Regions from separate parts of the Homo sapiens genome. Here regions 1 and 2 are each linked to region 3. A link is an interaction called in ENCODE POLR2A ChIA-PET data of the cell type or tissue named here. Cell type or tissue: GM12878. All regions are shown on one strand. Region 1 overlaps CERT1 (ceramide transporter 1). Region 2 overlaps POLK (DNA polymerase kappa). Region 3 overlaps POLK (DNA polymerase kappa).

Evidence for each region. Peaks named below come from ENCODE experiments on the same cell type or tissue, not always from the same donor. Only the 100,000 strongest peaks of a DNase experiment are listed, where the experiment ranks them.
Region 1: POLR2A ChIA-PET joins it to region 3 with 7 read pairs; 11 of 35 experiments call an interaction of 5 or more read pairs at or near these places.
Region 2: POLR2A ChIA-PET joins it to region 3 with 5 read pairs; 10 of 35 experiments call an interaction of 5 or more read pairs at or near these places.

What each region holds. Positions count from the first base shown.
Region 1 is chr5:75,504,594-75,508,593 of GRCh38, reverse strand. It overlaps CERT1 (ceramide transporter 1), which reads left to right. Exons shown (of 17, transcript NM_001379029.1): 2 at 2,478-2,612. Among named protein-coding and RNA genes, the nearest start is that of CERT1, 5.0 kb to the left of the region's middle. In GM12878, no CTCF peak of the experiment used is centred here; no DNase peak of the experiment used is centred here; H3K4me3 peaks cover 628 bases.
Region 2 is chr5:75,519,446-75,523,445 of GRCh38, reverse strand. All of the region lies in intron 1 of POLK (DNA polymerase kappa), which reads right to left. Among named protein-coding and RNA genes, the nearest start is that of POLK, 9.6 kb to the right of the region's middle. In GM12878, no CTCF peak of the experiment used is centred here; no DNase peak of the experiment used is centred here; H3K4me3 peaks cover 1,303 bases; H3K27ac peaks cover 900 bases.
Region 3 is chr5:75,573,352-75,577,351 of GRCh38, reverse strand. It overlaps POLK (DNA polymerase kappa), which reads right to left. Exons shown (of 15, transcript NM_016218.6): 5 at 3,483-3,614; 6 at 419-572. Among named protein-coding and RNA genes, the nearest start is that of ANKDD1B, 36 kb to the left of the region's middle. In GM12878, no CTCF peak of the experiment used is centred here; a DNase peak (open chromatin) is centred at 1,731; H3K4me3 peaks cover 1,108 bases; H3K27ac peaks cover 2,264 bases.

The DNA of each region.
Region 1 (4,000 bases), 69 kb after region 3:
TGTTAAATGGGGAAGAGTGAGGGAACATTATGAGAGCAGAGAAAAGACAAAAAACTTGTCTTCCAGGTGTCATGATACAGCTAATACTTACTGAGTAAAGGGTCCTGAAGCTGATACAGTTTGTTCAGTCTCTTATAAGAACTAATATTAAGTTATGGATACATAATTGCTGGGGCTTCTCCTCTAACATTGAAAGAGTTCTATTCTAGTGAGAAATGCTGAAGGTTAAGCTTCATTAGCTATGTATAACTCTTCCTCAGATTCAGAAAATACTATGTCCAGGCACTGTTCTAAGTCTATTCTTGTTTAAACTTAACTCTAAGAGAATTTGACAAAGAAAAAAAGAACACAAAGAGAATAAGTAACTTGACCACTGTCACAAAGTTTAGCCTTATGAAGTGTGGTAATTGTAAATGAGGTAGGATTAATCCATGAAGGGTCTTGAATGCCCTAAACAATTTGTATGACAGTCAGTGGGAAGTTGTCCATGTAAGTTTTGGAGCTAGAGACTCAATACGATCAATGTAAGAAAAGTAGGCAAATATGCTTAGTAAGTAAATAAGCTTGTGTAAATTATGAAAAAAACAGAAGATACTAGAGAAAAAATTATTAAGTCTCCTAAGGAATACAGGAACTGGATAATTTGATTGGAATAGTTGAAAATGAGAAGAGGAGGCAAATTTAAGGGTTTACTATGAAGGAAAGATGAGCAGCTTTTGGTAATGGGCTATAAATATTGAGAAGGAACACTTAGGTATTGAGTATCTTCTGTGACTATGCTAGGCATTTTCATTATTTTATTCGGCCGTCAGTCAACAGGCAAAGAAACTGAAGTTTACAAAAGTAACTTGTCAAAACTCTCTTCACATGAGTTATAAAATAGTTGAGCCTATTTTATCCTATATCCACTAATCTGTTTGTATATCTAATACACTAACTCTGAGCAGAAGTAGCAGTCTCCCCAAGGAAGTAGGAAAATAGGAAGGAAGTATACTTTATAGGAAGGTGAATTCAGTTTTATTGGTAACTATCATTTATTTCAAGCCCGTGTCTAAGTGGTGGTACATCTCAAGCAGTTAGAAATAAGGAAATGGTGATTGGGAGCCACTAGAATGAGTTAAATGTTGGCTTGGGTGAGTTCTCAGAGAGTGGTTGTAATGATGGGGCTTAGAAAAATTAAGAACTGGCTAGGGATGGTGGCTCACCTGTAGTCCCAGCACTTTGGGAGACCAAGGAAGACAGATCGCTTGAGCCCAGGAGTTTGAGACGAGCCTTGGCACCATAGCGAAACCTCATTTCTACAAAAAATTAGCCAGATGTGGGGGTGCACACCTGTAGTCTCAATCACTTGGGAGGCTGAGGTGGGAGGATTGAGCCCAGGAGATTGCGGTAAACTGAGATGGTGCCACTGCACTCCATCCTGGGTGACAGAGCGAGACCCTGTCTCAAGAAAATACTAAATAAAAGAAAATTTAAGAAGTGAATCAATCTCAAAAATGCTTAATTAGAGAACAGAAAAATAAAAGATTTCTCAGTGGATATAGAGCCTGAGCCAATGCAGTATATTTTGGCAATCCATTTTTAATTAGTTTTTGGAATTGGCAGATAGTTTTTGAGATTTTTCTATACTTAACACCCCAGAGCATAGATAAAAACATGCAAAAATAAGTATTCCTGTAAAGGTTACATTTCTGCCTTTTCCAGTTTATTGTGATCTTCACTTTGCAGCAAGACTTTAGCAACACAGAAACTCTTAAGGTATTGAAGACAATCCAATATGTTTTTGAAAAGCAATTTTATTTTTGTTTTATTACTCTTGAGTTTGAAAAATGCATGTTCAGAGGAACTTGGAAAATGTATTGGCCATTTTTAATATTATTCAGTTCTGTAGAGGAAAAGTTAAAGTTGATGCCAGCTTACTAAAGATTATTATTTTTATTTTGATATAGTTACAGCTGTTATAAATTTTCATATAGGAATAACAACAAAAGTAGAGTTTAGCAATAATTGACTTTATACTTCCGTTGATTTAGAAGGCTTCATGCAGTCTTTGGTGTCAGAATGAGAGACTACATACATAACTGAACATACTTCTCTGTTGAATATGTTAATTATGACAAGGACCAAAACAAATATCATGAAGGTACTTAGGAGAGGATGAAAGCATACGAAGAATAAACAATAATTTTAACCAAAATCTGGCTTTCGTTTTATTCTTCAAATGTTAGAAGAAAATGTTATATTTTATTTCTTACAGATTTATTTATAATATTGTAAAAATTACTGAAAATCATTATGCAATCTAGAAAATCTCAACTTTTCACTTTTTGTAATCATTTTACTGTTTATGCTTAGAATTAAGTTGGACTTTTCACGTTTTGGTTTTAAAATTAGATTGCTGTTTCACAAAGTTTGGATTTCTAAAATACTTCTATTTTTTGTTTTCTTCTCTCTTCCCTTCCCCTTCCCACTCCCAGTGGACAAACTACATTCATGGGTGGCAGGATCGTTGGGTAGTTTTGAAAAATAATGCTCTGAGTTACTACAAATCTGAAGATGAAACAGAGTATGGCTGCAGAGGATCCATCTGTCTTAGCAAGGCTGTCATCACAGTAAGTTCCTTTTCTTCTTCATTCAACAAATATTTATTGAGTGTCAGCTACATACCAGGAACTGTTCTACGTGTTCAGGATACATCCGTGGATAAGATAAAGATCCTTGTCCTTGTAGAATATACATTCTAATACTTTTTTCCATAAAGTGATTTTACTGTGGTTTTTACTACATATTGTTATTTTGCATAGACATGTAGTTTTTATCTGGTGGGTATATCAAACCAGTTTAAGGGCTTCAGGAAAAAAAAATGTTTGAAGCCTTTTTATTTGTTGAGGCTGGGACAGTTACTTTGTAGGTTACTGAATATTTAAAAATAATACATCTTGTAAGTAACATTCTAAAATTTTAACTTAAAAATATAAATGTAAATTCATTTTTAAACTTTTTAACATTGAGCTAATGCCATCTCTTTGTGGAGTTGGGAGAAGCTGTTCTCATGTTCCTCACACATGATTTGCTATTTACAGTTTTGATTTCTCTAATGTGGAATAAAAGCCTGAAGATAACTTTTGAAAAACTCTAAGTATAGGCTCCTTCTAACTTTTTATGATTTCCCCTTATATTTTGCAGTTACATCACTTTTCTCCAATTCAACACCCTTTAAAAGAATAACTCACCTTCGTTGAGTCATTCTACTTAGTTTACATTTTGTTGTTCTTTTTTTGTTTTTTTGTTTTGTTTTGTTTTGTTTTTGAGACAGTCTTGCTCTGTCACCCAGGCTGGAGTGCAGTTCTGTGGTCTCAGCTCACTGCAACCTCGACCTCCCAGGTTCAAGCAATTCTTCTGCTTCAGCCTCCCAAGTAGCTGGGACTATAGCCACGTGCCATCACGCCCGGCTAATTTTTGTATTTTTAGTAGAAATGGGGTTTCACTGTGTTGGCCAGGCTGGTCTCAAACTCCTGACCTCAAGTGATCCACCCACCTCAGCCTCCCAAAGTGCTGGGATTACAGGCATGAGCCACCGCGCCTGGCCTACTTAGTTTACATTTAACTTAGTATATAGAAACAACTGTTCCTTTTTGCACTCGTAGTCATTAGACATGAATAATGTTTAAGATATGTAAGAACTATAACAAGTAAACTGGCATAAACAGGTTTGGGAACAACCAACTGACTTGTTAAGCATGTAACCCAACTAGTGAGAACAGAAGTACCTGATAATACAAAAAATAGCATACTGGTTAAGAATGGTCAGCATGCCATGGGCCAAAAAAAAAAAAAAAAAAGTGTTGGCTAAGGCCAGACAGTTAAATAGAGGTCAGTTAAGGGAGCTGTTGTAGTTAAAATCTGAAAATGGGTACGTTAAAACAAAAATACAGAGTTTACTAACTCACTCAAAGAGAAGTCACATTTTGTGATAGAATTTATTTGGCTTATAAAAGTG
Region 2 (4,000 bases), 54 kb after region 3:
CATATTAGTCATTGATCCCCTTGACTTTACTTTGGTCCTTGATAATTCTCTTAGATTGCAATTTACACAGTATGGTTCTACTATGAACTGATTTCTACAGTGCGATCTACATGACAGACATACCTTTCTTATGTGGAAACCTGAAAAATGATTTTAATACTTTAGGTATTTCTAACTAAAATGACATTCAGATATCCCAATGGATAGGTGTTTACTAAATACATCATATATAATATTTTCTATTTTTAAATGCAAAAAATTTTACTAGATTGGACAAAGATAAATCAACTAGCAGTATATTATGATGTGCTTTGACCTTTAAGATAAAGAGTATCTTATTTAGGCAAATTATTCTTATTTTGTAATGAATTACAACAGCTAACCCTGAGACAGGGGAAGGAAATATAAATCAGCTCAGCTTTGGTTGTAAAATAAAATTGAAGAACGTAGTTACATTAGTCATTATATACCACCAGTGTCTTTTATCTTTGAGTTTCTTCTTTGAGCAAATTTATTTGTAAACATTAATATTTTATATCTTATTTTCTTAGAAGTCTTCCAAAGAAAAAAGGATTCTTTTTTTTTAACAGAATAAAACTGATTCTATCCTACAATTACTATATGAATGTATTCATCCTCTTTATAAATTTAAGATGCATAATAGAATCTTAGGGATCCTGTTTTTCCTATGCTCTGTATTTTAGTATTGCATCATCCTAGGGTTTATTTAATCATTACTCATGAATTATTTCTTAGGAGATATGCTAAAAATAAAATAATTTAAAAATAAAATGGAATCACCTAAAAAGATGATCCAGTAGGAAAAGAAATCATTTTTATATCATACTTCAGCTTTCAAAATGTTTTCCGCAGTATAACATCTTTGAAAGCAGAAAAGCATAGAAACCTCATTTTTGCAGTCTTCTTTTTAGTGGCTTTTATTAACACCATTAAGAGTTCTGAAACCGGTTTTGGGTTCCAAAATAGTAAGTAGAAGTAAGCTGGCTTCATTCCCTCACTAGAGAAAACCAAAAACAAATATATGGTGCTGAGATTATTGCTAGTAATAGCCCAGAACTCAAATATGTAGATCAAATGGTTCCAAGGGACACAAAAAAGTGAAAAAGACTCCAAGCAGACAGAAAAAGAATCAGAATTCAATATCTATGACACCCCTCCCCACAACCTGCCTGACACCAAGTATGTGGAAAATTTCCCTGACTCACAGTGTCTAAACTGGAAAAAGTGAGACTGAAGTAGACAACCAGTTTCCCCCACCATCTTGGGGTCCTGACAGAAGACCTGTCCCTGACCCAATCCATGGGAAGCATCATGAGTACACAAAGGGAGAAACAGCCCTGAGGACACTCAGAGACAGATGGGGAAGGCAGGACTACCATTCCCAGTCTTGGAAACTCTGCTCTTTAACTTAGTCAAAGGAGACACCAAATCAGAGTACTTGTTCGGCAGGACCACTAGGTAGGAGGTACGTTCCACAGGTCCCCTGGGCACAAACCCCTAGCCAGCCTTTCTACACTGCTGAGATATCACCTTTGGGACCTCCCCAATTCCTAACAGGCAACACTCTGATCCTTTACTAGGGCAGAGGCAAAGCTGGAATTAAGCCTCCATCTAGTGCCAAAAAAGAGGCAGAGTGACCTAGCAGAAAAAAAAAAAGAAATTCAACAGGTAAGTTACAAAGAATCTCTAAGCAAACATGTCCAATAAAAACCAAACTAGTCAGAGAAGACTAAAATAAATAAATAATGTTTCAATGCAAAGACATAGATGTACATCCAAAAGAAACAACAGCAAACCATTATCTCCTCAAATGGACAAAGCAAGGAACCAGTGACTAACCCTAACGAGAGAGTGATATGTGAGCTCTTGGACCATGAATACAAAATAGTGATTTTATGGAAACTCAGTGACATCCCAAATAACACAAAAAATCAATCTAGAAATGTATCAGAGAAAATTAACAGAGTTTGAAACAATAAAAAATCAAACAAATCTTGGTGGAACTGAGAAATACGTTTGCTGAACTAAAAAATTCATTAGAGGCTCTCAACAACATAGTGGATCAAGCAGAAAAAAACAATCAGTAAGCTAGAAGGCAGGCTATTTTAAAACACATAGATGAGGAAAAAAAATAATAAAAAGGAATGAAGATTGCCTAGAAGATATAGAAAATCACCTCAAAAGACTAAATCTAAGAATTACTGGTATTCAAGGAGCTGAGCAAGAGCAGGAGTAGAAAGTTTATTCAAAAAAATAAAGCTTCCCAAAATCTAAGAAAAATATCAATATTCAGGCCAGAGAACACGAACAGATTTGACCTAAATAAAACTACCCCAAGGCATATAATAATCAAACTCTCAAATGTCAAGGACAAAGAGAGGCTCTTAACAGTAGCAAGTTAAAAAAAAGCAAATAACATATAAAGGAGCTTCAATTTGTTTGGCAACAGACTCCACAATGGGAACCAAATAAGCCAGGAGAGAGTGGGATGACATTTTCAAAGTGCTGAAAGAAACAACTGCCATTGAAGAATATTATATTCAGCAAACCCATCCTTCAACTACAAAAAAGGAAAGATAAAGTCTTTCCCAGACAAACAAGCACTGAGAAAATTCACCATCACCAGACTCATTTTACAAGAAACACTAAAGGGAGTTCTTCAATCTCAGAGAAAAAAAATGTGCAAAAAGAAAACATTTAAAGGTATAAAACTCATTGCTAGTCTATTACAGGCACTGTGGTTCATGCCTGTAATACTAGCTACTTGGAAAGCTAAGTCAGGAGGACTGCCTGAGGCCAGGAGTTTAAGACTATCCTGGGCAACATCATAAGACCTTATCTCTAAAAAAAATTTTTTTTCTAATTACCTGAGCATGGTGGCAAATGCCTGTAGTCCCAGATACTTGGGAGGCTAAGGTGGGAGAATCATTTGAGCCCAGGAGTTCGAGACTACAGTGAGCTATGATTATGCCACTGCACTCCAACCTCGGTGACAAGGCAAGACCCTGTCTCTGAAAACAAAAATAAAATAAATAAAATCCTCTGGTAAAGGTAAGTACATAGATAAACCCAGGATGCTCTAATACTATAATTGTTTTTGGTCCTCCCATAATTCTAGTATGAAGTCTAAAAGACAAACTTGTTAAAAACAATCGTAGCTACAGCAACCTGTTAAGAGACAGGCAATATAAAAATATGTAAGTTGAGACAATAAAAAGTCAAAATTTTAGGGGTGATAGAGTTAAAGTGTAGAAGTTTTTAAATTTCTTTGTTAGTTTCTATTTTTTTCTTTGCTATCTAAGATAAGTTGTCATTGTTTTAAAATAACTTGTCATAGCTCTAAAACTTTTTAATAAACCTCACGGTAACCACAGTGCAAAAACCTATAATAGATACACTAAAAATAAACAGCAATTAATTAAAACATACTATCAGAGAAAATCACTTAACCACAAAAGAACACAGAAAGGAAAAGAGAGGAGTACAAAACAACCACAAAACATGCAATAAAATGGCAATAATAAGTTCTTACTTACCAATAATAACACTGAATGTAAATGAACTCAAGTCTCCAATTAGAAGACACAGAGTAGATGACTGGATAAAGAAACAAGACCAAACCATACAATTCCCACAAGAAATCCACTTCACCTACACAGACACACATAACACTCTAAGTGAAGGGCTGGAAAAAGGTATTCCATGCAAGGGGAAACCAGAAAAGAGCAGGAGTAGCTAACATATCAGATAAAATACGACTATAAGTCAAAGACTCCAAAAAGTGAGCAAGAAGGTCACTATATTATGATAAACAGGTCAATTCAGCAAAAGGATATAACAATTAATATCTAAGCATCCAATACCAGAATACCCAAGTCTATAAAGCAAATATTGATAGACATAAAGGGAGAGATAGAGTGCAATATAATAATAGTAGGAGACTTCAACACCCTACTCTCAGGAAAGGACAAATCATACA
Region 3 (4,000 bases):
TAGGAAAATGAAGAAAAATAGAATCATCCAATGTTTTGATATGTTTGAGGCTAGTCTTTTCTAACAACAAGAAAAGGCCGCTTTAAACAGACAACTTCCTCAGCTTCAATGCCATCCAAACTCTTTGTTAGTTAGACCTTAGGAAAATAACTGCTATAAAATTACTTTGTTCAGGGACTCTGCAGACTCTTAAGCTCAGAGATTTAACAATCACATTTTGTTTATATGTGATATTCCACATGTTTAACTCAGAAAACCCACTGGTATTTTTAAAATTTTCTGATTTTACATTTTTATAAAGGTACATATCTATCCCTTCTACCTATGCAGGCTAATAAATTAATTGGATTAATTCAAAGAGTTGTGGGTTTTTTTTTTTCACTGCTTCTTGGTTTGATAGTCTTAATAAGTTGCTTACCATTTTCTACAGAGCTTCCCATTTTGATGAAATACCTTCTTTTATCCTCAGGCCAATTTTGTCTTTCTTCTAAGTGCTTTGTTATATTCAAGTAGGCTTCATCAAGACTCATGGCCATAAAATTGGGATCATAATCAGCAAGTATTTCCTTAACCTTCAAAGGAAACAAAAAAAAGTTTAAATTTTGCTGTGATAGCAAACTTCTTCTGTCATATGTAGCTGATAAGAAATGTTAATATTCTTAGTTTGCAACTACAGTAACAATCCTGCAGTCAATAGTTCATGGATTTAAGGAATAAATAATCCACTACCAGGGAATATTTTCAAAATTTCCTTTTGTATTAAAATAGACCATGAAGGCAGAAGACCATAAAATAGCTTCATTTGATACAATCTCTATTTAGCTACCTATATCTAGTTATAATAAGCAATTCAAATAAATCTCAGAAAACATTATCTGGTAGGCCCATACAAAAAAATGGTTAAGGTTTTAGGTAGCTCGTCAGAAGCTGAAGTGGGAATGATAGGATTCTATTCCCTCCTGCCTTTTGTGATTTATTGTTTTTGGTTCATTTTAAAAAGGAATAATCTTATATAAAGGTACTATGTTGCTTTAGAAAATATTCCAATTAATTATAACATGCACATAAAAGTCCACTTAACATTAATTAATGCATTAATCCATACAGGAAAAGGAATGTTTTCTATTTCCTATTACTTATTAAGATCTGGAATGGAAAAAAATGACAATCTATAGTGTACTCCATGATTACCTTAAATGATGGGGAAAAGTCTGGAGTAACATCTTAGGATAAAAGAAATACATATAAAGATTAGAATTATAGTGGCTTTTAATTCAGAAATGCCTTTTATATAACATAGTGTTACTACATAAAACTATGACTTTTTTTTCTAACCACTTAAGTATTAGCTATAATTAGAGGCAATGGTTGTCAAAATAATATGCATATTTTCCAGCTTGGGTGACAGAGTGAGACCCTGCCTCAAAAAAAATTTATATTAGAAAACATATTTGCTGAATTACGTTAAGCTTCCATTTAGCTTTTAAAACTGTCTACTGTATCATGAGAAAACTGTTTCTTCTTTTATAAAAACAAAGGTTTTTAGCTTAATATAATTATGAACAGCTGAGTCAAAGGGAATTTTAGAAAATGGTGATATAAACTTGGCCAAGTTTTACTCAGAGAGTGCCTTAATTAGCTTTGTTCTTGTTATAATGTGCTCAAATAGAATCTTTCCAATGAAAATGAAACTCTGTGAAGTCTGTAACTGGCAGCCAACTAAGATTCTGAATGAGAAGTACTCCCTAGAGACACTGTTGAGTATTTATTAACTTCCTTTACATAGGATATTGCTGTAAGAATTAAAAGAGACGTTCCAGTAAAAATCAAGCACTTAAAGCTCCAATATTTTGGATAAAACAAAAATGGCTAACTGGGCATGATGGCTCATGCCTGTAATCCCAGCACTTTGGGAGGCCTGGGCAGGATAATTTTTTGAGGCCAGGAGTTTAAGCCTAGCCTGAGCAACATAGGAAAACCCTATCTCTGCAAAAAAATTTTAAAATTAGGTGGGTGTGGTGATGCATGCCTGTCAATCTAGCTACTCAGGAGGCTGAGGCCAGAGGATTGCTTAACTCAAGAGTTTAAGGTTATAGTGAGGTATGATCGAGTCACGGCACTCCAGCCTGGGCTATGGGGTGAGACCCTGTGTCAAAAAAAACGGGAGGGCTTTTTCTTAAATTTTCTAACCAAGTCATGAATATTTATGTATCCATAGGCAGTGATGAATTTGTTCTACAGTTCATTTACACAGAAGAACTCATTTGTTATCTGCATATAAACTAGCTAGATCCGGCTCAAATTTGAAGAGTTCTCTGACTTACATAAATAACCAGACTAAAATAACTAAAAACACTTTGGTTTTCACTGGCATACTGCCAGAAGTTTTGCTGAGTTAAAGTACGACTTTAAAAAATACCTTTTCTTACTAAACTTTTGTAGGATTTTTAAAACTTCTTAAAAGGCTATATTTATGATTAGTATTTTATCTCTTTTTAATTAGGAATACAATGAAAGAGATAAGCAGTAACCAAATGTAAGTGTGCTCCCCTCTCCTCCACCACCTTTTCAGAGGTATGCAAAAAGCACTTGCTGTCACAGACTGCCTTGGACAGAAAAAAAACAAACAAACCTGTGTTTAAACTTGGAATAGTGTCACTTCTAGGGAAAATGAGGTGGAATACAAATAAGAGGGGTGAATTTAAAGACCCCTGGTATAACTAAAGAGTAATAAGTATTAGGTCACAGTTTTTTTAAGTGTTTCCATTCAGGCAGCAGTCTTAAACACATTTTACTATAGCAGTCTAAAAGTATTTGATGTAGTAGTCTAAAATTTTAATTCAAAAATTAAATTCCAGCACTGCATGATAGACCAGTTGTCATAAAAAATAGAAAAAATGGCGGTTTTCACATATGACAGTTTGGCAATTTTAGTAAATAATCAAATCTACTTCAAAGATCCTTTTTGAAGCAATGGATTACTCCCTTTTCAATTATCAGTCTCTTAGACAGCAAATGATTATGGGGCAAGTAAAGTAGGCTAATCAAAATACATGAATTTTGTCACTGTTTAACAACATTAATAAGTAATTATTCAGACAATAGGTTGAAATTAATGATGAGTAGATTCTGTAAGTTATAAATAAAATGTGGTTCTAGAAAAAATGTATATTGTACATTAAGAAAAAATAGCTAAATTTAATTTTATATTATCATTAAGGCAGTTCAAAGTTTGAGGAAATGGGAAGTTTTCTAAGCAAATGAAAACTGCATGGAAAGGCAAAGAATTGGGAAAAAGAATGATGTATTCTGGATGCTATATGCAGCTCAGTATTCAATATACAAGCTGAAGAAGTGATAGGAGGCTCAACTGAAAGGATAAGCTAAGACCAAATCCTACGTGCTAAGGCACTTGGACTTGAGATTCTGTAGGTGACAGGAACTCAGTGAAAGCCTAAAGTAGGGGTGAGACATTAACTTACCTCTTTACTCACAGCTCGGTATTTGTCAAAGTTGGGGGGCACTATTATAAGTTGTGGGCACAGCCTCTTAGCAATAAATCCTGGCATGGCTGCACGAACACCAAATCTCCTTGCATGGTAATTTGAAGTAGACTGAAAGAAAATTGACCACATGGAAAAAAATACACAAACCTAAATGGACATATTGATCAATGCATTCATAAGAAACACATTAATATGTGCATTTTCAATTCAAGGACATTTCATTTATAGGCCAGTTTTTTGTTTTTGTTTTTGTTGTTTTCCAAAAATAGAATGTATTAAGCATTGTTTTTTATTAATGACTCAAGGTCATCATTCTATCATATATTTTTTTAATTATACTTTAAGTTTTAAGGTACATGTGCACAACGTGCAAGTTAGTTACATATGTATACATGTGCCATGTTGGTGTGCTGCACCCATTAACTCGTCATTTAATATTAGGTATATCTCCTAATGCTATCCCTCCCCCTTCCCCCCACCACACAACAATCCCC